4 separate regions of the Homo sapiens genome follow, and regions 2, 3 and 4 are each linked to region 1. A link is a loop called in an ENCODE intact Hi-C map of the cell type or tissue named here. Cell type or tissue: endothelial cell of umbilical vein. All regions are shown on one strand. Each heading gives the region's core, and the rest is flanking DNA. Links, peaks and the distances in the headings are about the cores only. Region 1 overlaps SIM1 (SIM bHLH transcription factor 1). Region 2 has its middle 43 kb from the start of SIM1-AS1. Region 3 has its middle 140 kb from the start of SIM1-AS1. Region 4 has its middle 51 kb from the start of SIM1-AS1.

Evidence for each region. A loop is a pair of places that touch in the nucleus more often than their neighbours do. Peaks named below come from ENCODE experiments on the same cell type or tissue, not always from the same donor. Only the 100,000 strongest peaks of a DNase experiment are listed, where the experiment ranks them.
Region 2: it touches region 1 in a loop (2.2-fold over the local background); 3 of 110 quality-filtered maps call a loop at or near these places.
Region 3: a loop joins it to region 1, with 4 times the contacts of the local background. A loop is called at or near these places in 4 of 110 quality-filtered maps.
Region 4: a loop joins it to region 1, with 2.3 times the contacts of the local background. A loop is called at or near these places in 6 of 110 quality-filtered maps.

The regions. Positions count from the first base shown.
Region 1 is chr6:100,458,425-100,464,090 of GRCh38, forward strand. SIM1 (SIM bHLH transcription factor 1) reads right to left here. Exons shown (of 12, transcript NM_005068.3): 2 at 4,870-5,511. The coding sequence starts at 5,044. Among named protein-coding and RNA genes, the nearest start is that of SIM1, 3.7 kb to the right of the region's middle. In endothelial cell of umbilical vein, for the core only: a CTCF peak has its summit at 2,338; DNase peaks (open chromatin) are centred at 2,437, 2,547 and 3,027; H3K27me3 peaks cover 1,242 bases.
Region 2 is chr6:100,348,143-100,353,808 of GRCh38, forward strand. No RefSeq gene overlaps it. Among named protein-coding and RNA genes, the nearest start is that of SIM1-AS1, 43 kb to the right of the region's middle. In endothelial cell of umbilical vein, for the core only: no CTCF peak of the experiment used is centred there; a DNase peak (open chromatin) is centred at 3,009.
Region 3 is chr6:100,255,585-100,261,250 of GRCh38, forward strand. No RefSeq gene overlaps it. Among named protein-coding and RNA genes, the nearest start is that of SIM1-AS1, 140 kb to the right of the region's middle. In endothelial cell of umbilical vein, for the core only: no CTCF peak of the experiment used is centred there; a DNase peak (open chromatin) is centred at 2,667; H3K27ac peaks cover 511 bases.
Region 4 is chr6:100,340,082-100,345,747 of GRCh38, forward strand. No RefSeq gene overlaps it. Among named protein-coding and RNA genes, the nearest start is that of SIM1-AS1, 51 kb to the right of the region's middle. In endothelial cell of umbilical vein, for the core only: no CTCF peak of the experiment used is centred there; a DNase peak (open chromatin) is centred at 2,930; H3K27ac peaks cover 1,390 bases.

The DNA.
Region 1 (5,666 bases), core at 1,388-3,887:
ACCCGCCTTCCCGGGAACTGCCCAAACAGACTGGATCTGGACCTAAGGTTTAGACGACTGCTTGCCCTTCAGGGACAGTGGCCGGGAGGGCAGGAGGGGCTGCTGGCACACACCTGCACCTGCGGGACCTCTGATGAGGGCAGGGGGCGGCTCCTGGGCCGGCCTGGGGAGTAAGGAGACTCTGTGCTGAGGCCACGAGCTAGGCCCTTGGCTGGGGCCACCGCGGACAGAGGATGGGACACACCGCGCAGACCTGGCTGACTGCGTGCTTCGGGCGGTGCGGGAGGCGCGACGGGGACCTCGACATGATTGTCCCCTGTCGGCCCTGCGCCGCCGAGGCCGAGTGACAAGGCGCAGGAACCGCCTATTCGGTGGGGCTACCAGCGGAAGGAAGTTTACTCTGCAGTGGACACTGTTTTAGCACTTTAAGAGTAGCAGGACCATTCCTAAATAATTGAGGTTCCCCCTCCTCCACACAAAATTTTAAAATTTCACGGATCAGACACTGGCAATGGGTGGCCCATTAAAATCATTAGGTGTTAGCAAGGTACAAGCCTCATTTTCCTGAGAAATACCTGGCGGGACGGAGAAGTGCGGTGAGAATCTATGGGCTCTCATTCTGTGTCCACATTTGGGTCTGTAAAAGCTGGAAGCTCCCAAGATTTCTTAGAACTGGACAACAACTCCCCTAGAAATTAGATTTGTTCTTTAGAAATTCAGCCCCGTTTTATCATTAGACGGGTGATTGCACCCTGCTTGAAAGCATCCCACCATAGCTTATAATACCTGTTTTTGTTGTTGTTTGTTGTTTTTATTAGTGATCCCTCCCATTAAAGAAAAAAGTATTTTTTTTATTGATCTGATCTACAATTTCTAGCATATAAATCCGCCTTGCAAATGCTCTGCACGGAGTTTAGTTCTGCACTCCACATTTTAAGTCAACATCAAAACTGGAATTAAACACAGAAAACTAGCATGGAGGGTAAACTGTGCTTAAAGGCCTTTAAATGAGAAAAACTTCTGTAAGAAAATAAACATGGAAACCTAATGCTCAATCATTTCCCCAAGAAGCAAGAAAAACAGCCTTAAATCACCGACCCACGTGGGACATGGGGCCTCTTTTTCTTTTTCAGTTCTCTGCCTCAAAAAAATATAACACCATTAAGAATTTCAATCTTGAGGTGAATATTATAGAAACCATCTGTGGAAGTTTGTTTAATCACCCTTGTAGAGATGATCTTTCCTGAGTAGTTACTAATTTCAACTCTGTGATTATTTTTATTTTTCCAAGACATCTTGTCAATGAAATGGCAATGTGATGTTACCAAGATTCTGAATAGCTATAGATCAGAAAATATATCTGATCCTTTCAAAGTTGATTATGAAAGCCTCCACACCCCCAGCCAAAATTGCTTTAGAGCTGGATAACAAATATGTATGTCTTTCTAGTTGAATTTGTCCTATTTTGCACACAAATAAAGTCATGCTATTTTTTAGATCCTGCCCCTCTGGCTTTGATAATACCAAAGATTTATACATTTCCATGTGCCTCAATTTTTTCTTTGCAAGGCTACTTTGGAATAGAATATGTCACTAATTGGCAGATATGAAGTGTTAGTGATTTCTCAGTTATCTTTCCTAATTTTCTTTTTTCTCTGAAATCTCCAATCTAATGCTTTATTCTTAATTATTCCAGGTACCCATATTCCATTTCTCTGTTCTCCCACTCCCCCATTTTCACCTAAACAGTTTAATTTCATCTAGTCAGGCAAATAAAAGCTGAAACTTGCCCCCAGACAAGGAAGCTACTAGACTTGGGAGAAAAAAAAAAGTGTATTCGGCAAATGAGAAGGGAAGGAAATTGCCTGTATTTAAGGTGTATTTAAGGATATTTCTTCTTTCAAATATAATTATGAAATGATTTTGTTTGTTCATTTAACTTATAGCCTTTTGGCATTACAGTGTGTTAGAGATGAAATAGTGTATGAACAAAACTGAAGTTTTACAGCATTTTTATACCTATAGCTATGTCACCAGATTAATAATTATTTAGATTATATACCTTATAAAATCCATATATTACCTGTGATAAGACACTTATACCTATCTTTATTTCATCCTTAAAGCTGTATTGAGGACCTACTATGTACTAGGGTGGCTTCATGATAAATGTAAAGATGAATTTCATCTTCCAACAAATTCCATTTAACGCCACTAGAAAAGATTACATCCATATAAAGTGATCAGTTTCCCCAACTGCCTTGGACCCCAATCTTGTTTGCTCTCTGCCTTCAGTCAACACTGAACTTAAATTTGGCACCCCCTATAGGTTGTGCCTGGTCTTGCGATTGTGACTATTTTATTCCTTTGAAAGCTGTTGTTGTTGTTGTTGTTGTTCTTTAATATTTTAAAGAGCTGTGTTTGATTTTGGGTTTTTGAAGCTTGTCCACCGTCAAAAATTAAAAACTCATCCCTAGGAGCCAGCTGTTCTGATGACCCTGTCTAGCTCACTGGGTGGAGGCTGAGGGTGAGTTATGAGCTCAACAGTAGCTAGAGAAACAAATGATGTGCCCAGAGTTCACACATCGTCCATCCCCTCCTCCCCATAAACTCACACTCACCCACAGAAGGGAGAGAAAGGAGGGGTCCGGGGCTCGGGGGAAGGTGAGGGGGCTGCAGAAAGCACAGTCACTGTTAAAGTAGCCAGAGGGGACCGTTCTGGCCACCAAGAGGACTCCAGCGGGAGCCTTCATTGGCGCTCTCTTTAAAAATAACGAGAGGTTGGCTGTAAGAGTTTATTTTGTTCCTATTTATTTATAACGAGACTTATAATGTGTAGAGTTAGCACTTAATTATGCAAAAAGGCTTGCTCTTTTAAAAACAAAAACAAAACAACAGCAGAAAACAGCCCGATTTCCTCCCAGCTGCGCCTGCCCCCGGGTCTACACCAAGCCGACTAGCTTCCCTGGCCGGCCGACTCCCCGGGCTCTCCCGGCCGGCTCGGTGCCCGCCCCAGAACGCCGCCCTGCTATTCTTCTCCTCCCGCGATTACTCGCAGCCCCACAAGCAACACCATATGCTGCTTCTGATCAAACAGCGAGCGACATCGGCACCAATAATTGACGAGACCGGCTGGAAATCACGCAGAAAGGGAGCCCACTGAGACCGCAGGGGCTGACAAATCACTGCTAATAATCCTGTTAGGAACAGTGCGGCCAGCGGAGTTCGCAATAGCTTTATTTTTATAAAGTAGGCGCTGACAGTATAAAAGACAACGAGATCTCTTTTTTAAATAGAAGGCAGTGTGGTATAATGGTAATTATCCCATCAACAATTCATAGCACAGTTTGAACGGGAAATGTGGTTTTTAGTATATAAGTTCCCCTTCTTTTTCTTCTTTTTTTCTTTCTTTCTTTCTTTTTTTTTTTTTTTTTTTAATTTTCAGGTACTTTAGGCTTTCATTTCTTTTTTCCCCACAGTTTCCAGGGTCAGAGAAGAACTGTTCAAGGAACTGCTTTAGGAGGGAACGACTAAAGCATCACTTGTAGTTTGAAGGTAGAACTGAACTATAATTTGAAAGTTTTCCTTTAGCTTGGAGCATGTTTTTCATGCTCCACTAATTTGGAGCATGTTTTGCAGGCTTTTTGACTTAGATAATAACTTTTATGTCATGATCAAGCAAAGTGAAACTGCAAACCCAATAATGACTGTTTCCTGCTCATCCATTCATTTAACGGAAAACCACAAACCCCAAACATCTAAAATCAACAACAACAAAAACCTCCAGGGGTCAAATCAGAAGTTCTCATTTGTAAATAAACACAATTCTTTCCCTTGGATTTTTGTTTGTTTGCTTGTTCAGTAATCCCTCTTTTACATTTCTGAATCCCCTTCCCCCAGCAAAGACATATCTAAAATATTTTTAAAAATCTGTTTGCATTATTTGAATCCAAGTAAAGGAAAAGATGGACAAATAGAAAAGTGTCCTTTTCTAGTAAGTATAAATGGTTGTATATAGGACAGTGTTCTATGAAAGCTGCTCTGTCCTCACACAGTGAATCTTGATAATCTAAATATGAGTTTTAAATCATGTCAACAGCTCAGCTATTCTAACTTCTAGGCCTTATAAGACAATTTTCTCAGGATCTATTTGCCAACCTGCCACCCAGAAGATATTTTCTAAGCGGGCTAGCCATCTTAATTCAATCTTATGTATTTTAGGACTAGCCTATTATCTTACAGATAACATCAAGCCCACAGTTGCAAATCATCAAGCTCCAGAGTTAGTTTCAGAATCTGCGAATGTCTTGAAAACTCGGAATAAATTTGCTTAGAATTTATTTAAGAACTTGAGTAAATTCAGGCATACTTGTTCACAAATATGCATGTTACTCATTTGCAAATCTTTAGATATATAGAGAAATTATTATCTGGCCTATCTAGCTCCAGGTACATGGGTCTATCCACACCTGGCAAAAAAAAAATACAGAATTAGGCGGTGCTCCTGGTTTTTACTGGACAAAATTCTAACAAGAGGAGTAAAAAAGAAAGTCATGTTTGGATTAGTAGTACTTTCAATTGAGCCTAGTATCTGAAGTGTTGACAAAAGGACTGTTGGGCTGCTTCCCAACCAAACATATCTGATGGACTGAAGAGAAAGTATTGATGGGGAGGTAGAGGGAGCCTCAAAAAAGCGACAGAAATTCTGAGTTCAGTGAGGACCTTAGTGAAGCAGCCGAGCTAAACTTCCCTTTGCAAAATATATATGTAAATATGTATGCATTTCTCTGGTCACTGATGTCGGCTCATTGCCTGGCAAATCCCCGGCCCCTTCTGCCTTTGAAATTCCATCTGGGCAAAGTCACTTACCTTCTGGGAACACCACTCTCATTTTGAGATAGCTGGTCGTGAGTCTGATTATGGATGCTTTGTCCAGCTGCGAGGTGATAGCCGAGGGCAAAGGCAGTAATTTAGCCAGTTCATAAAATTCACTGTTTTCCTTCTCCCTCCTAGTCCGCGCAGCATTTTTGGACTTTTCTTTCATTGTGTCTTGTTCCCCCTTTCTTCTCACAACTTAAGCTCCGCAGATTCATCCAAAACCAAAAATAAACTTTCAATTAGAGATCATATTTGGCAAAAACATAAAACATACTTTGAATAAAGAGGCTGAAGTATTTGCACCAAGAACAGTGTATTGATGGCAGTAAAAGACCAGCGGGGGTGAACGGAAAATATGTTCTTTGAAAATTCGGGATGCAGTATAGGAAAGTTGCTGATCCACCGAATTTGGGCGATCCACCGAATTTGGGCAATCCTGAGGGTCGTTCAGGGTATCAAATGCCAGTGGGACCCCTGAGGAGCCAGCCTTTTCTTCTACTGCCAGCTGCGAACCCTGGTCCTCGGAAAATCGACATAATAATCCCTGACGTTTGCTCTTCAGTCTCGCGGCATTTAAGGTATCTCCGAGCCCCTTTGGGAAGAGCAGGAACCCCAGACAACTCTTTCAAGGCCCTGTGAAGACAACAGCATCAGAGCATAAGAGATCAGCGGCTCCACAAGTACTCACACACTCGTCCCAATTCCAAAAACACGGCCGGAAAGGGCCTCAGTGCGCCTAGCCAGGCGTTTTGGGTTTGTTTTTAAAGAAACGGGTAAATCGGCAGCGA
Region 2 (5,666 bases), core at 1,898-4,397, 110 kb before region 1:
CAAATGAAAGTAACTTAAAAGGTGTTATAGCTTTTTAAATGTTCAATCATTTAATCACTACCTTAACAGAGATGTGTAAATTATACTTATTAATACTAAAGAAAAGACTGCCTTGGCTATAACATGATTTTGTTACATATTATAAATAAACTTTTGTCTGTTGGAATTGTTTTGTGCAAAAGTAAGTGAGCCACATGACAGCATTCGTGGTTTTAACAGAAACGTTTTCTGCTGGTGGAAGCTTCTGCTAGAATGTTACTCACACATAAACCACAAGTGCATTTTTTGTTACTAGGGAAAGTAGAACAGATATGGTGTTAGACTTTGCCTTCCTTTAAAGCCCAAAGAAAGAAAAGATTTCTACTGCCTTAACAGTTTGAAAGCAAGTGAAACAAGCTTTACTTCCCATAGCATTCTTCTTGTTTAGAACATTATGCAATTCAAATTCACTTTGCAGAAAATAAAACCAGAACATTTAAGAGAAGGAGGGAAAGGATCCTAGAAGAAAAGACTGAAGGAAGCCATGTGTCATTAATTCAGTTATAAATTATTAGCTGAAAGCAGCCTCTCAGCATTTGTATTTGATGAACAAAAATTGATTGCTTCAAGGGCATTTCAATCCTTTTGATGTTCCCATCTTTTAGCCCACCACAAATCTGAATCCTTAACAGAATGATTATAGCATTATAGTAATCCTGAGAGCCAATACTAAAGGATTTGCAAGAGCAATGGAGATCAATAGTTTGAAAAAAGAATGTCTTTTTGAATTGACAGCGCTGTCTCGCCTGATCGTGAACCTGAACAAAATAAGTGGAGTCTAAGTACACAAGCAATCTCACAGGCCAAGCTGAGCTGCTGTGATGAGCCAGTTCTCTGAGAGCTTGAATAGGCCTGAGCGCTGAATATTTCTAAAGGATTAAACCCAAACTAATGGCAACCCAAAGATATTTTGCAAACAATCAGCTTTCCCCCAAAATGGTTAAGATAATACATTATGGGTCTTGGTTTGGTATTCAAAAGACTGAGTTCAGCTACAGGTTCAACATTTGCTTTTGCATAGAGTTTGAGATTATGGGAAATTGGATTAGCAGCAACGTTGTCTTAATGGCCATCTCCTTTGGGCTACTTTGAAATTGAGAATCCCCGCAGTATTCCAGGATGGACTGGAAAAACTACATCCTTAACACGTAGCATGTTAGAAAACCCAATGAGCCAGAATTGTTTAAAGACACAATTGCCCACATCTATGGGATTTTCAAGTTGTAACATTACTTGATACCTCAAAAGACAGAGAAAGACAGCTGACTATTAAAGGCTTCTTGAACAATTCAAGGATTAGCATAAAATTATACATAAAGGAGAGTAAGTACAGCAGAGGCACTTGCTCACCACAGTAGGGGCATTGTTAGGAAACGCAAATGGACTCAGTGAAAGTGCGAAGGCATCTTAACATTGTCTGAGGGCCCGCATGTTTTAACATTGATGTATATATTTTCCAGTTCTTTGTTGCCTCAACAAGAGGCCAGCTTAGTCCACTGGAGAAAGAAGTCAGAAGACTTCAGATGGCACACATCTGGAGAACATCCCATGGAAAATTGTGAATGGCTAAGTAATCTCTTTCAGTACCAAGACAAGGAGTGGTAATTTATGGTTTAACAGACTACAAAACCTGCCATTAATTCTAACATACAAACTTTAAACCAATGATTTGGAAGAGTAAAATACACAACAACAATTAACAGAAGGAAAACAGCCATCCTGAATGACACAAGTTTCACACTTTCAAAGATTGAAAAGAAAAGAAATCCTTTCTCTAACCGAGTTTATGTTTTCAGCCACCACACAAGACAGCCTTGCCGGCCATTACACTGGTGGGATGGTGCTGATCCTCACATTTCTGGCATCTAAAAGAGTGGCTCAAATTAAAAGCATGTTGAAGTTACAATCCTTGAGAGGTGTGCTGGAGCAGGCTTAAACATTTTATTTGGAGGCTATGCATGATAACATGTGATCCTTAAAGTTAACCTTTTCTTTCAAGCTGTTTAAAATGTTTTGTAGCTGTTCTTGTCTAAATGAATCAAAAGAAGGATAAGCAGGAACTAGCATAAATAATAGCTGCCTTAAAAGGGGGCAGCAAAATTGATAGCTCTACAAATGGCAGCCACCTGTACCAGGAAAACTCAAAGAAAGAGAATAAGCATTTGAAAGAAAGAATAATTGGAGTTGTGACAGCAAAGAATAGCAATCACTCCCCAGAAGGTGTTTAAAAAGCTCTTCTCTCTCCTACTTAATCACTGTTCCCTTAAGCCCATAAATTAAAATGCAATGTGTATGTTATATGCATTATGAGCATGAATACTCATGTAATCTAAAGAATCTTAGCCCAGCTTGTTTTCATACTACCAGACTCAATTCCATAAATAATATAAGAACAACAAACTCTTACAGTGAACCGTTCTGCATTACATTATCTCACAATTTTATTGAATTGTATTGATAGTCTGTTAAGACTCTCATATTAGTGCATAAACAAAGACTTGATTTCTCTAACTAAAAAATTATCATTCTTTCCTTTAGAAAAGGTATAATGGATACATCACTAAATGTGAAAGAAATTTATAAAAGAATAAAGTACTCGTTGGCAATGTATCCCTGAGAACTTAAATGGTACACATGATGGATGATGGAGTGAGTCAAATGATAGCTTTGTTGTATTAAAAGAAAAGAAGTCCGTTGTTGGAAAAAGAAATGCACAACCTTCTAATTTTTGAAAGAGTAAGAAATATTCAGCTCTAAGTCTTTAGTAAATTAATAATTCAATCCAACCAACTTGACTGACATCAACTGGCCTTGTGGTAGGGATTCAAAAATAAAACACTTGAAGGAGCTTGAAATCTAGTAGGGGTGATCGTTGTGCCCTTGAAATGTGCCTGTGCTATCGCAGAAAAATGTACATCGTCTTTGTCCTTAGGTTCCTGGCACAGAGTTCCTAAAACCGTTGGAATTTCCTGAGTGATAAGAATGGCTTTTATTATTCATAAGGAACCCCTTTTGATCCTGTCAGAGTTTATGCTAATGAAGTAACTTGCAGTGGGGTCCCTAGATAGACTCAGGATAGGGCTAGTCACTAGGAAGACCAAGTGATTAGAACTGGAACTTTCATTTCCTCCCACCAACATCCGGGAAGAAGAAGGACACCTAGAGATTAAGATCTATAAAAACTCTTGACATGTGATGAGCTTCTGGTTGGCAAACACATGGAGGTACTGGAAGGGTAGCTCCCTGGAGAGATCATGGAAGCTCTGCACATACACACCCCAGCTCCTATATATTGCCCTATGCGACTCTCCCGTTTGGCTGTTCCTGAGTTTTCCTTTATAGTAAACTGGTAAATACAAATAAGTACTTTCCTGAATTCTGTGAGCCATTCTAACAAATTATCAAATCTGAGAAGGGGGGGTCATAGAAACCCCAATTTATAGCTGGTCGGTCAAAACACAAGTGGTAACTCAGGCTTTGTGACTGGCATTTGAATTGGGGGGGTCAGTCTTGTGGAGTTCAGCCCTTTAACTTGTGACATCTGACACTAACTCCAGGTAGATAGTGTCGGAACTGAATTGAATTGTAGAACACCCAGTAGAGAAACAGTTCTATTAGTGCCATTAGTATTATGGTTTTATTATTGCCAATGTCACCTAAAAGCTGATCTGATTTTCTATAAATACCTATAATTTCAAAGGACTTTTAGCATCATTTACAAGTGAAAAAGCTATATGTAATCAGTTAAAGAGCAGGGCAAGCCTAGCAACACTATGCAACATAATCTTCCCCAAATACTTCCCTTAGAAGAATACACAACAAAGGTTATATGTTTGTTTGCCTGGTGGGCAGCAAGTCAACATCCAAGACATTGAGGATGGCAGCAGAGAAAGAACTGAATGGGGAGGTAGAAGAGAACCTCAACTCCACCTCTCCAAGGAGCTGGTTCTAAGGATTTTAAAGGATTTGCAGGGGACCGAGGTGTGAGGACTGTTAATTAGTTGAAGAGTGTAGAGTGAAGTCATGAGAGAGAGAGATGAAAAAACTTATTCTTACACTGATGCGGTTGCTCTGTGGGGGTCTATAAATTGGTTGGCATCAGTCATTCCACTGGAATTCAAGATCTGAAGAACATCTTAAGCAATTCTTAAATATAAAGCCTTATAATTCTAACATCAGTGATCCTATCTATAAGACCAGTGGGAATGCAAATGGTCAGTATTTAGTGATACATGACTTTTGGTTACAAGGAAGAGGGCCAAAGTACAACCTGATTAATACATAATTATAACTGTATTTCTGTCGAGAACCCGGCATGTAATCCCTGTTAACCCTGTGAGGATGGTTTCCATAACATGTTCCAAGGAACACTAGTCCCAAAAGATGTTCTCTACAGAAAAAAGATTCCATGGTTAATTAGTTTAGGAATTACTAAACTATACACAGATTAGAGAATCACAATATATATCATTATATAAAATCGCTTGTGAAAAAAATTATTTAATGAAGAAAAGAGCTTAACTCTCTTTAAATTCAGTATTGCAGCACAGCATGTCTGAACATGCAATGCCTTTATTCCTTACACCATTAACATCCTTGAAAACAAGAGTTCTCGGGAAAATACTTTGGGAAATTTCTGTGGATCATCCTCAAGGACCAGTTTCTGAGCCAGACCAAAGCAGTGATTTCCTTTGCTCTGAGATTCTATCTCAATTGATACCAGAAACATTACATCACTTTTTTCTTTCTTAAGCTTTTATTTTAAGTTCAGGGGTACATGTGCAGGTTTGTTACATAGGTAATCTTGTGTCATAGGGGTTTGTTGTATAGATTATTTCATCACACAGGTATTAAGCCCAGTACCCATCTGTTATTTTTCCTGATCCTCTCCCTCCTCCCACCCTTCACCCTCTAATAGTCCCTAGTGTCTGTCATTTCCCTCTATATGTCCATGTGTTCTCATAATTTAGCTCCCACTTAGAAGTGAGAACATAACAGCATTTGGTTTTCTGTTGCTTTGTTAGTTTGCTAATGATAATCTTTCTTAAACATGAGTTAGCACAAACCATTTCAAATATTCTTCACAGATTTAGAGACATCCCTCAAAACCTGGGTTAGAAATAAATGAATTAATCAATTATTTCTTAAACGTTCAGCACAACTATAAAATTAGACTAATTCCAAATTTACATAACTAAAGAAAATGAACCGTTCGGTGTTCCAAATGTTAACAAAAATTTAACTGGTTGAAACACACATGGAGATTGAGTTTCACTGCATAAAAATAGAACAGCAATAGAATAACAGAAGGCCACAAAGGAGTGGCAGGGGCCTGTGGGTGATGGCAGTGGACTTGTGCACTTGATTTGAGATCATCGCTGATGAGAACCAGGAGTCTTTAAGGTGTTTGGATGCTTCTCTGCTACGTTAAATGAAAACAGCATTAGTTATATAGATGGAGAATTCTTCATGAAACTGAAGGCCAAGAATGCAACTGGACTGCACACCAGGAAGCATCCTGGAGGTCAGCTGTCTTCTAATCTCTCTAAACTGCATCTTGGCTTCTTTCTACCGTCTACTCCCTTCCTCTCTCTCTCTCTCTCTGCAGACAGGCCTTTCTCCACTCC
Region 3 (5,666 bases), core at 1,688-4,187, 200 kb before region 1:
ACACTGGCAATTTTTGAGAAACCAGATTTAAAAGAATAATGGAGGCAGAAATTTGCTTCTACTTTAAATTATAGAATGAATTAAATGGTACCAAAGTAGAAGGAAGAGAGTTTGGATCACTCATCAGAGAGTTTGATACAAAAAGGAAAGAAATCAATTGGAGAGTGATTGAACAGATAATAGTCCACTGGAAAGTTTTTGTGTTGATTGGCTTTGATAGACGTTATAAGCTTTGTGCATACTAGAAAGAAAGGGGGAAGAGATATGCAGAAAATGCACTGGGAATAACCGAGATTACCACTACAGGCAGACAGCTGGTAAGTGGCTGAGCAAGTCAAGACAGGAAGGAGCAAAGCACTGAAGCCACTGACTGTGGCACAGAGACAAAATGGGCTCCAAGGGAAACCCGGTGACAGTCTGGATAAAATCGGACGAATCAGATAACTGGAGGCTTGGTGTAGCTGGAGTGAAGGTTTAATAGCTATGAAAGTGAGAAATATGCAGGTTGTGGTTATAGAAATTTTAACTTCAAGATTATAGGGTTGAAGCAAATTTCAGTGGATGACAGCCATTTGGGATTCCAGGCCCGAAAAAAATACCTGAATTTGAAGGATATAATGAGGCAAGTGAATCAACAAGTGCTCTAGGGATACCCCGATGTATCAGAAAAGCAGACATAGCCTACGGTTACTTCTGATACCAACTTTCTAAGGAGTGTGTGGTGAAGTACTTTTCAGATGCATGCTAGACTATGGAATTTTGAATCTGGGTATCTTTGTACCTTAAATAAGGAATATGTGGGGTTCAGATAGTTTTCACTGAGATTCAGGAAGCAAGGTCCTTAATGCTTTTTCATTATTATCTCTAGCATAACTACTTCTTCCGGAGATGAGATTTACAGATTTTCACGATGAAGTAACACCCAGAGGCTGTCCAGAATTTATGAAGCCTAGTAGGAAGGTCTTTATCATAATTAACTTTACCAAGAAGTTTTTCCTTATTTTTTTCTAATTATAAAAATAAGGCACTCTCAATAAATAAATTTTGGTAGAAATACAGATATGTATTAAGAGAAAAACACAAACCTTCTTTAACCCCATTACCCAGAACCAAACATGTATATTGTGTGTGTGCATGCGTGTGTGCATGCATGTGTGTGTGTTTCTATGTATTTTAAATAGATGGCAATTTCGGGAAATTGCCAGTTTGCTTGGTAGATATTATATATAACCTCGTCTAAATACAAAGATGTGAAGAAAATTGGAAAGGGAAACAAGAATTCTGGCCCTTGACCTCTTGGTTTATCAGTTTCTGGGTTTTAATTTAATTAAATATTTTGCATACATACTCAATATTAATAATTGAAATTGAAAAGCATGGTATCATTCAATATTGCTTTTGATTCCTAGGCATTAAGACATTAAGTGATACTTAATGTCTGAACTATTGGAAGATGGATTAACTTTTTAAGGCCCTTAGAAAACTATTTAAATTTATGGAATAAATAGCATGTGACTGAAAAGAATTAATGTAGATTTTCAAAGGGTTCAACTTAATGCTAACTTTTTTGTTCATTAGAAGGAAGATATCATTAAAACAAAAGTGTATAGATGAGCTCTCAAGGGAGTCAGGAAGAAGCACCAACCCCTCAACCCACACACACACACAGAACCTGGTCTAATAGATGGGAAATAAGGCCAGAAACCCTAAATGCATCAAGGACTTGGGCTAAAACATTAATTAATATTTTAAGCAATAGTTCTTTGTTTTTAATTAATGATGTAAAATGGGTAAATGTGCAATTAAGAAAACCCATAACTTCTCAATTCATCCCATTTTAAGTTAATATGTATGAATCTGTCACATAAAGCAAAATGAATAAACAGTGTAGGTATCTGAATAATTCAGAAAGGGAACACAATATAGAAAGTTTGCGCCTAATATCTCTAAAATAAAGACAAAAGAGGGAATTTAGCATAAGTGGTTATGTAAATGGTTATCCAAGCGTATCTCATCAGAATTAATATTCAATATTTTATTTTTATTTTTAATGTATTATTTTCTCTTTATTGTTAATCTCTTATTATCACACATCAAAAATAATATCAGACATTTACTTTGGCTATTTTGATGAAGTCTTAAAACCTGAGTACATGGGAAATTTTCTCTAAATAAAGCCTTTTAACTCAAATCGGAAGAAGTGAACTGACCTTCATTTTATTTCATGTTAACTGTGCTGGGTAGTAAAATTTATAGCTAAATATATTGGCTTGTTCTTTCAGGCACTGTCTTACCAGCACTGGAATAAAGCTAACATCCAATGTGTTGTCGGGGCTGCCTGACTTCAGCTGTTTATTTCATGGGTAATTAGTGGAGATCTTTTACATTCTGCTAAAAGGGTCATTCCAAGAAGAAACAGAAAACACTGGACAAAGAAAATATGAGTTGATCTTGTCAGCATCAAGGATTTCTCTGCAGGAGATCTTGCTGTGGCTTTCATTATCACAACAACCAGTAGGTGTTGCTATAGAAACTATACTGTTAACAAGCTAACGGAACAAGGCAGACACAGACAAATGATGAGGGTGGGGAAAAAAAGAGGAAAACGAAAGGCTATAAGGTTTGGTTCTTGTAAATGAGTCTCTTGCTTTAAAATCTTACCTTATCTCCCTTGGTTTTCCCATTAATACTGCATGGATAATGTATGACCAGTAATAGGAACAATATAATAAATTCATACAGCCCTCTTCAGGCAAGGTCTCAGAGAGCTCTGTAATTGAAAATGAAATTAAAAGCAACAATAAACGAATTCCTTTACAAATTAGGACTTTACAGTCCAAAGTGATCCAGACAAGTAATGAGGTGTCTCCCAGCCCTCAAGTATGGAAATTCATATGGAAGTATGCACATTCATTATTTATGTGTGTCAAATGTATTTGAGAAATCTAGTCAATGTAGTCAAAAATGAAATACAGCATCTCAATCCAGTTAATAACTAGGTATCACAGAAAAAATAATTTAAGAATTTATAAAAGTAATATTGAGATTAAAATGTTACAAAAATTGTCGTGAAACCCCAGCCTCAGCTAGTAAAAACGCATATAAATTTGACCCTTTTTTGGTTAATATTGAGGGAATTATAGGCAAAATATATATGAAGTATGTTTGTAAATCAAGTCCTCTGGGGTTGTAAGGTAAAAATATTTCACATTTCTTTTCTATAATTGCCTCATTTTCAAGCCGAAAATACTCCCTACAAAATTTGCCACTTTCCAAAGAGTTTCTGTGCATATAGACAGGAAAAACCACAGCCATTTCTTTTTAACACTGTTCCTCAAAACGAAAAAGCAAGCAATTATACTTCTAACCACTCTTCACTAGCACAGGTTCTTCAACAGTCTGTGAATATAAATAAGGTTGTATTAATGCTCAGTGTTCAAATTGCAATGTCTCTTCACTTGTATGATTTCTGTGCCCCTATGATATTTCTAGACCCCAAAGAGGCAATCACATGTGCTAACCAAAGGTCCCCTCCACCACAGCCAGAGTGCTGCCTTTGCTCTTTTATTTTCTGTTTTTCTTGGTTCCCTGCTCTCCTGAACACAAGCTATAGCAGGTCCTCATATTGCCCCTCTTAATGGATTTCATGATCTCACAGTCCATAAAGAGGTACGAAGAATGGCCTGTACTCCAACTCCAAGCCTGCTTTCATTTACTCAACATTTATTCAAATAAATAAATTATAACTTATTTAAATAATTATTTGGCAGCCATGCCCCCAAGGAGCCTTGCTTGTGGCCAGAGCTGCACAAAATGCTCCATGAAAACAACTCCTTCCACTTCTATGTGTAAGCTCAACTAGACAGTATTTTCCAAGTTATTCATTTCTACAAGTACTAACAACATTATTCAGGCGCAAAGAGGCTCAATTCTGCTTAGATAATAAAATTGGCCCCAAAAGCAATATTTGTAAAGATGTGACTCTGTTTACCACTTAGACAATATGTTTTTATCTGGAGCTCCTTGGAGCCACTAATCTCAAGCATCTTGTTTGATTGTAGTTACTACTTACCTTTGTGAAACTAAATGGCTCATTCAAAAGGTTGCCCCACGCAAAGACATGGTCTTCCCTAACCTGTATTCAAGCCTTTGTTCCATTTCTGGGAAGAAGGAAAGCTGAAGATTTTATGTAATATTTTGTTTTACTTCTACTTTTGTCATCAAGTTTCCAATCTTAGGGCTAAATTTCAATCTGGACTCAAACTCAGGAATATTATTCCCTTCTGCACGATGTTTCTGATAAAGAAACAAGATAAAGAATCACAGCACTTTACGACCTTGATGATGGAGAGAGCACTTGTGAAGCGCTCCCAGAAAAGGGGAAGGCCAGGAGCAGAGTCAGAAAGTTTCTAAGGATGAACTTTTTTTTCTGAGTGCCTCAACTTTGACAACAGAGGCCTAATATGAATATTTATTCCAAGAATGTTGGGTTTTCTGGGCAGTCCATCAGCAGTTCTATTTGCATGAGAGAAGGAACAGAATGGGTGTGTTTTCATTTAGGTTTATAAAAACATGCACACAAGGATTAAATTGGTTTTAATTGCAAATAACCCATTAAGCCATCTATTTCAATAGGGAAATAGATAAGTAAATTATGATATAGTCATACAATGGAATACTACAGGAGAGTTAAAACGATAGAACTTATCTGCAGATAGTAAGAAGAAAATATCTCAAAAATATAACATTGAATGCACAAAGCAAGATACAAAAAGATAGTATATATTTAAATATGTCAAAAGATACTATATATTATTTATGTTATACCTTTATCTGCAGTAAAGGTGTAAACACAGGAAAGAGAAATACCAACTTCAGTATGAAGCTTATGTCTTGGAAGGAGGAGGAGACATGAAACAGAGTGGAAGTGGATTTCAACTTTTCCTATATCTTTAGTACTACAATAGTAGTTTTCTTCCCAACCTGGGCAACATAGTGAGATCCTATCTCTGAAAAAATTAAAAAATTAGCTGGGTATGGTGGCATGAGCCTATAGTCCTAGTTACTTGGGAGGCTGAAATGGGAAGATCACTTGAGCCCAGGAATTTTAGGCTGCATATGAGTCACCAGTGCACTCCAGCCTGGGTGACACAGCCAGCCTCTGTCTCAAAAAACAAAAGAAGTTTCTTCAACTACCTTATCTGAAGAAAATATGGCCATACATTCATTCAGATTAAATCTTGAAGCTATGCATGGGTGTCTATTGCATCATTATTTATCTGGTTTAATTATTTTAACTATCTCATTATTTAAAATCTTAAGTCCCTGAAAAAAACTTATCAAGCTTATGAAAGAGACACAGTTTCTGGCTCTGCTTACATCTTTTTATAAAATTATCTTTTCTTCTCCCATACACCAGAGTGTCTTTGAATAGTCCCATGAATTGCACAATGGGGAAATGGGAGCAGAATCTAGCCTGCACTCTTACATCAAATGATGGGCACTGATAGGATTCTACCTGCTGGAGCAAGAGGCTCTATAGCTTCAAACAAAATTCCAGACACCAAGCAGGTGAACTTTATTGACCCAGAGGGTCCCCTTTTTCAATCTACCCAAAGGCTTTGTATAGGCTAGTGATGGTCCTGATCTTCCCACACCAGATTCTC
Region 4 (5,666 bases), core at 1,951-4,450, 120 kb before region 1:
AAATGCTGGCACTCTGCCTGTCTCAGCCTTTCTCAAGCAGCTCACAATACTGCTGCTGCCTCTGTGGCCCCATCAAAGGATGTCTAGGGGTCTGTTCATTTCAAACAAATCAAACTATCCATACTTCATGCTATCATCTCATGTGATAAAGTCTAATGTCTTCAGTTCCTCTGTAACACATAATTTTTCTTTGGCTTCTTCAATTTTCCATTATTTTCACTACAATAGTAGATATTAAATTTTATGGCCTATTTTTACCCAAAACCTGTATGAAAAGAGTGTATCAAAACTAACGGCCAACTAAAATGAGATACCAGTTCACACCCCTAGAATACTTAAAATTAAAAAGACTGACAATACCAAGTGTTGGCAAAGATGTGGAGCCATTGGAACTCTCATCCATGACTGGTAGAAATGTAAATTGGTTAAGCTACTTTGAAAAATAATTTGACAGTTTTCTACAAAGTTAAGTATGTACTTTTCATATGATCCAACAGTCCTCCTCCTTGGTATTTACTCCCTAGAAATGAAAACATATGCCTACAACAAAAACTATGTCAAAATATATAGATCAACTTTATTCAGAATAACCCAAAGCTAGACTCGCTCCACTGTTCAACAGCAGGTGAGCTGATGAATAAGCAAATTATGGTATATCCTACAATAGAATCCTACTTGGTAATATGTAGAAGCAAACTACTGATACACACAACATGAGTAAATCTCAAAAATATTTTGCTGGACAAAATAAGACAGACACAAAAAAGTACAGATTGTATGATTCCATTTACATGAAATTCTGGTAAAACTGGAAAAACTAATTTACAGAAAGCAGATCAGTTTTTGCATGGGGCCAGGGTAGGGAGTGTATTGACTGCTAAGGAATACAGGAAAATCTAGGGGAGCAATGGAAATGTTTCATAGCTTGATTGTGGTGTAGTTACACGGATATATGTAATTGTCAGGCTTAACGGAATTGTATATGAGTACATTTTATTGGATATATTATACCTCAGTAAAGCCGATTTTAAAAAAATTAAATGGCCAGACATTAAGAAAGAGAATTCCTAAATCTGTCAAGATGAGCCTGAAATGAATAAACAAAGAGCAATTCACACTGCTATAAGGAGTATACTTTAGCAAAATTTGGGGGAAACAATTAGGTTCAGAGATGTTTATATCTTCAAGCCAGTAATCCCACTTCTAGAAACACATCTTAAGAACATTATGGGATCATTAGAAAAGGACGTATGTAGGAAAATGTTAACTTTGGTAGCAAAAATAAGCATTATTTACAGTAGCAGGAGTAAAAATTTACAAAGGAATCATCCCAATGCCCAACAATAGGAAAATGATTATGAAAATTTTAACACAACTCAATAAAAGATTATTCAATGATTAAAAACATTGAAGATCAGGTAGCAGTGTGAAAAATGACCATCATATAATGTTAAAGAATACAAAATTGTGTCTATGCAATACATATCTCAGATATTTTGTTCACATATGACACGAATTGAAGGGAAACATGGAAAAATAAATAGTTATATTTGTAGAGGTAGAAAGAGAAGCCGTTTACTTTCTTCTGTTAATGTTATCATGTTATTCTTAGAACAAATAATGAATAATTGTTAGATGACCCAGAAGTGCATTTTTTGTGTCCTAACATGATTGCAAGCTACTCTATGGGCTGCATGCTGCTCTGACACCTGGGAAAGGGACAAATCAATGTACCCAGTGGAGTGGAGGGGACAGTATTCATCTGTAAACGAGAATGAACATAAGCCATGCTTTTCTCTTTACAAACTTGAAGTCCATACTTATTTATCTCTCTCAAGCTTTTTGTTTCTTTCATTTTCACCTCTATCATTTATGATTTAATAGCAATTGCATTAGGTTTTGTAGCTGCATAACAAATTACATCAAATTTACCAGCTTAAAAAGCTCATACTTATTATCTCAGAGTTTCCATAAGTTAGAAGTCCAGGCATGGCTTAGCTGGTCCTCTGCTCAGAGTCATGCAAGGTGGCAATCTAGGTGTAGACCATACTGTGTTTCCCCAAGCTCTCATAGCTGTTGGCAGAATTAATATTTTTTGGATTGTAGGACTGAGGTCCCTTCTTTCTGGCTGGTTGTTATATAAGACTGCTCTCAGCAACTAAAGGCTCCATCAGTTCCCAGTAATGTAGCTCTCTCACAGGCCCCATTGCAACACTGAGGCTGACTTCCATAATGCTAGCAGAAGCATCTGTCTTTTCAGAAAGGGTCCAATCCCTCTTTTAAAGGCTTTCATTTGAATAAATTGGGTCCACCCAAGATAACCTCCCTTTGAATCAACTGACTTGGGTCCTTAATTACACCTGCAAGTTTGAATAAATTTTATTTAAATAAAGTGAACCCACCCAAGATAATCTCCCACAATCAACTAATTTGGGTCCATAATTACATCTGCAAAATTTTGTAATCATGAGAGTGGCCCTCCATCATAATCATAGGTCCTGTTTACTCTCAAGGAGAGGGGATTATACAGGGTGTAGGCGCCAGCAGGTGGAAATCTTGGGTTTCATCTTAGAATTCTGCCTGCCATTGTAATTGATATTTATTATATTTACTTATTTATATTATTATGTTTACATATTACTTATATTTACTATGGTAAAAAGGGGATTCCCACAGAGATTGAACCTAACCTCATATGTGTCCACTACAATTTCTAAAAGTATTGCCTGAAACACACACATAACACATACACACACACACACACACACACACACCCCGATAATAATAGAAAATGCTGTCCTTGCAAGGCTGGCGTACCCGTAAGAAGAGAAGCCACTAACCTTCATATGAAAACATAACTGGCCTCCAGGGAGCTCACCATTTCCTTCATTTAAGTGATATATTCTTAGGTTAAGATAAGGGTAATTAATATGAGCAGGAATTCCTCCAGTTCCTTTTCCATGTCAGTGACAGACATCACTATTAGATTACAGCATTCTTTTACACTGAGTCCAGACATGGCTTCAGAATTCTCAGCATAGCTCTTCAGAATCCACATAAATAAGTAGCAGTTGACACATGAGATTAAATCTACTTACCACCCCTGGTTTAAAATACTGTTTTCAGAAAGTGCCAATTAAACAACAAATTTGAGTGCCAGATATGAGTAAGGCACTTCAAAGAACTTACACCCAAGTTCAGAAAAAAATAAAAATATTCATAATGTATTTTGTTTTGTTTTTATTCAAATTAGCACTCACTGAGGTTCTTGAAGAAAAATATATATTCCCTATCATTTAGATCACTAACGTAATTGACAGAAAAAAAAGTGGGAAAAGTTGCATTGTGCTTCTGAAAGCATATTTGAGAAGAGCAATGGAAAGACAGTTTTCTTATTTCTTATCATTTACCACCATAGGGCACTTCAGAATTTCCACAGTGAATTCACAGTATGATATCACTTAATTCTTGAAATAATGTTGCAATACAGGCATTATTATAATTTTCCCTTTAAGTTGGAGAGGTCAATATAGGTCAATCAGGGTCATACAGGTGACCACATCACTTGCCGAAAATAAAAGTATTCTCCGCAGATACAACCAGAATCAGTTTATTCTAGTTAAAACCACATTTACTGTCTGCCAAAGAATCAGCCTTGAGAAGCAGCTTTAAAAGAATTATTCAGCCTACAAGTAACATCAACTCAAACTGTGTTACATAATAAAGTATCTCATCTAACAGGAAGTCCAGACTGTTGTGTCAGTTATGTTAACAAGGACTGAGGTCATTTCTGTCCATCTGTTCTGCTGCCCTCAGCAACCACTTCTTCCTAAAATTAGTTTCCTTCTCCCACTCTCCATGGCCTCCATACGGGAAGCCTCCTGCTCTCCCCAAACCCTCTCTGATTCATGCCTATCTGCTATCTGTCCACCCACCCTGAATCATTTTCTGCCTCTTCCTTATCCTCTCCATTTGACTATACCTTTTATCTTTAATGAGTTCTCACTCTTTCCAGTGGAAACATGATTTAGTCCTTTTCTGCTCCTGCTTGGATAAATAATTTCCATTTACAGGAATCAAAACATTATTTATTCTCAGCTATTGGGATGAGCAATATGCTCATGTATTTACATTCAGATACTAGAGCTATTCAAACTATCCAACTACCTACAGAATAAGCTTTTCAAAACTTAAGCACAGTTTCCAAAAACATAGAAACAAATTTTCCAAAGTCCACTCTTTCCTTTTTTACAATTTTTGCTAAATCTTTTTGAACATGTATCTAATAATAATTCCTTAGATGTGTAGAGTAATAGTCAACCCTTTTCAAACCACATAAAATAACTGATTTGAGCCTTACAACAATTCTACAGGGCTAGAAAAGTGTGTGCTCTGACCCCATTTATATCTGAGGCATTTCTTTGCTCTTACAGAGGCATGAGCATGATAAGCAGAACATCATAGACTCCTCTGCAAATTATCGCAACACGCAGTGAAAGCTTACATTTGCCAGGCATGATTAACTCAGTGATTACATTGAAGAACACAGAGTGGTAATATGCATTGTAGAGGATGCTATAATATACATCTTTATTAACACATATTAATAATGTATTCATATCTATTTGTGATTAATATATTAGCTATAATATATAGTATAATCAATAATAAGTAGGTATATATTTCACAATACTTAAAGAGATTTGTAATTTACGATGCACTTTCACATCTGCTCTCCCATGGTACAGGCTGCCATGCTTGCTTTGTTCCCTGTGACCCTGCTACCTTAGCCAGCCCTGGTTATATTTGGAACCCCAGAGCCCATCAAATACTTTGGCAGGAGGAATAAATTCCCTCAGCTGTGTACCAAACTAGGTGACACCTCATCAACTGATGACGATCCCATGAGACATACAGTCAGAGGACTCACTGGTTAAAAATGAAGAGAGAGCAGATAGAAAAGGAAAAGGGAAAGGCTGAGCCGCAGAAATGTGCAACCAGTAGAGCTGCCATGTTATTCTGGAAGATGTTCCAGTCTTCACTGGAACTCCAAACCTTCGCCTGGCTCTCCAAACCTGAGGCAGCTTCTTGGCTTCCTTACTTTCTCATGGATCCTTAGAAACCCCCCACCATCTGAAGTCACAGAATTTGTTGTTCCTTGAAACTTGAAAAAGCCAACACACTGATTTTATGAAGTGAAATGTCATTAAACATTCTCTGGATTAATCGACAAAATCACATCTTTTTTCCCTTCTAAATGAGAAAGACAAAGGAAAAATAATAAAGATGGAATACTTTAGTATTAGGAGGAAATCATTTTATTTTCCTGAGCAGAATTATGTTTTCAATTATCACAGGGTTGAAAAATCTTCAGACTAGAAAAGAAAAAGTACTTTCAGTTTTCCCTCTTTCCCACCCTAATTAAATAAAATATATGTGCAAGGGACAGAGTAACACAATGTTTGCCATAAATGAACCAAGCACACGACGTCTATGCAATTTAATAGATTGTTCAGTTCCATTTAGGTCACATTAGACTTTCATTTAAAATGCATCACGTTTTATTTATTATTTACAATTATACCACTAAATGCTGCTAAATGTACCAAGTCTAGATGGTGCCTGTAGCATGCAAGGGTCTGGGCCCAAAAACCAGGGTCACATAG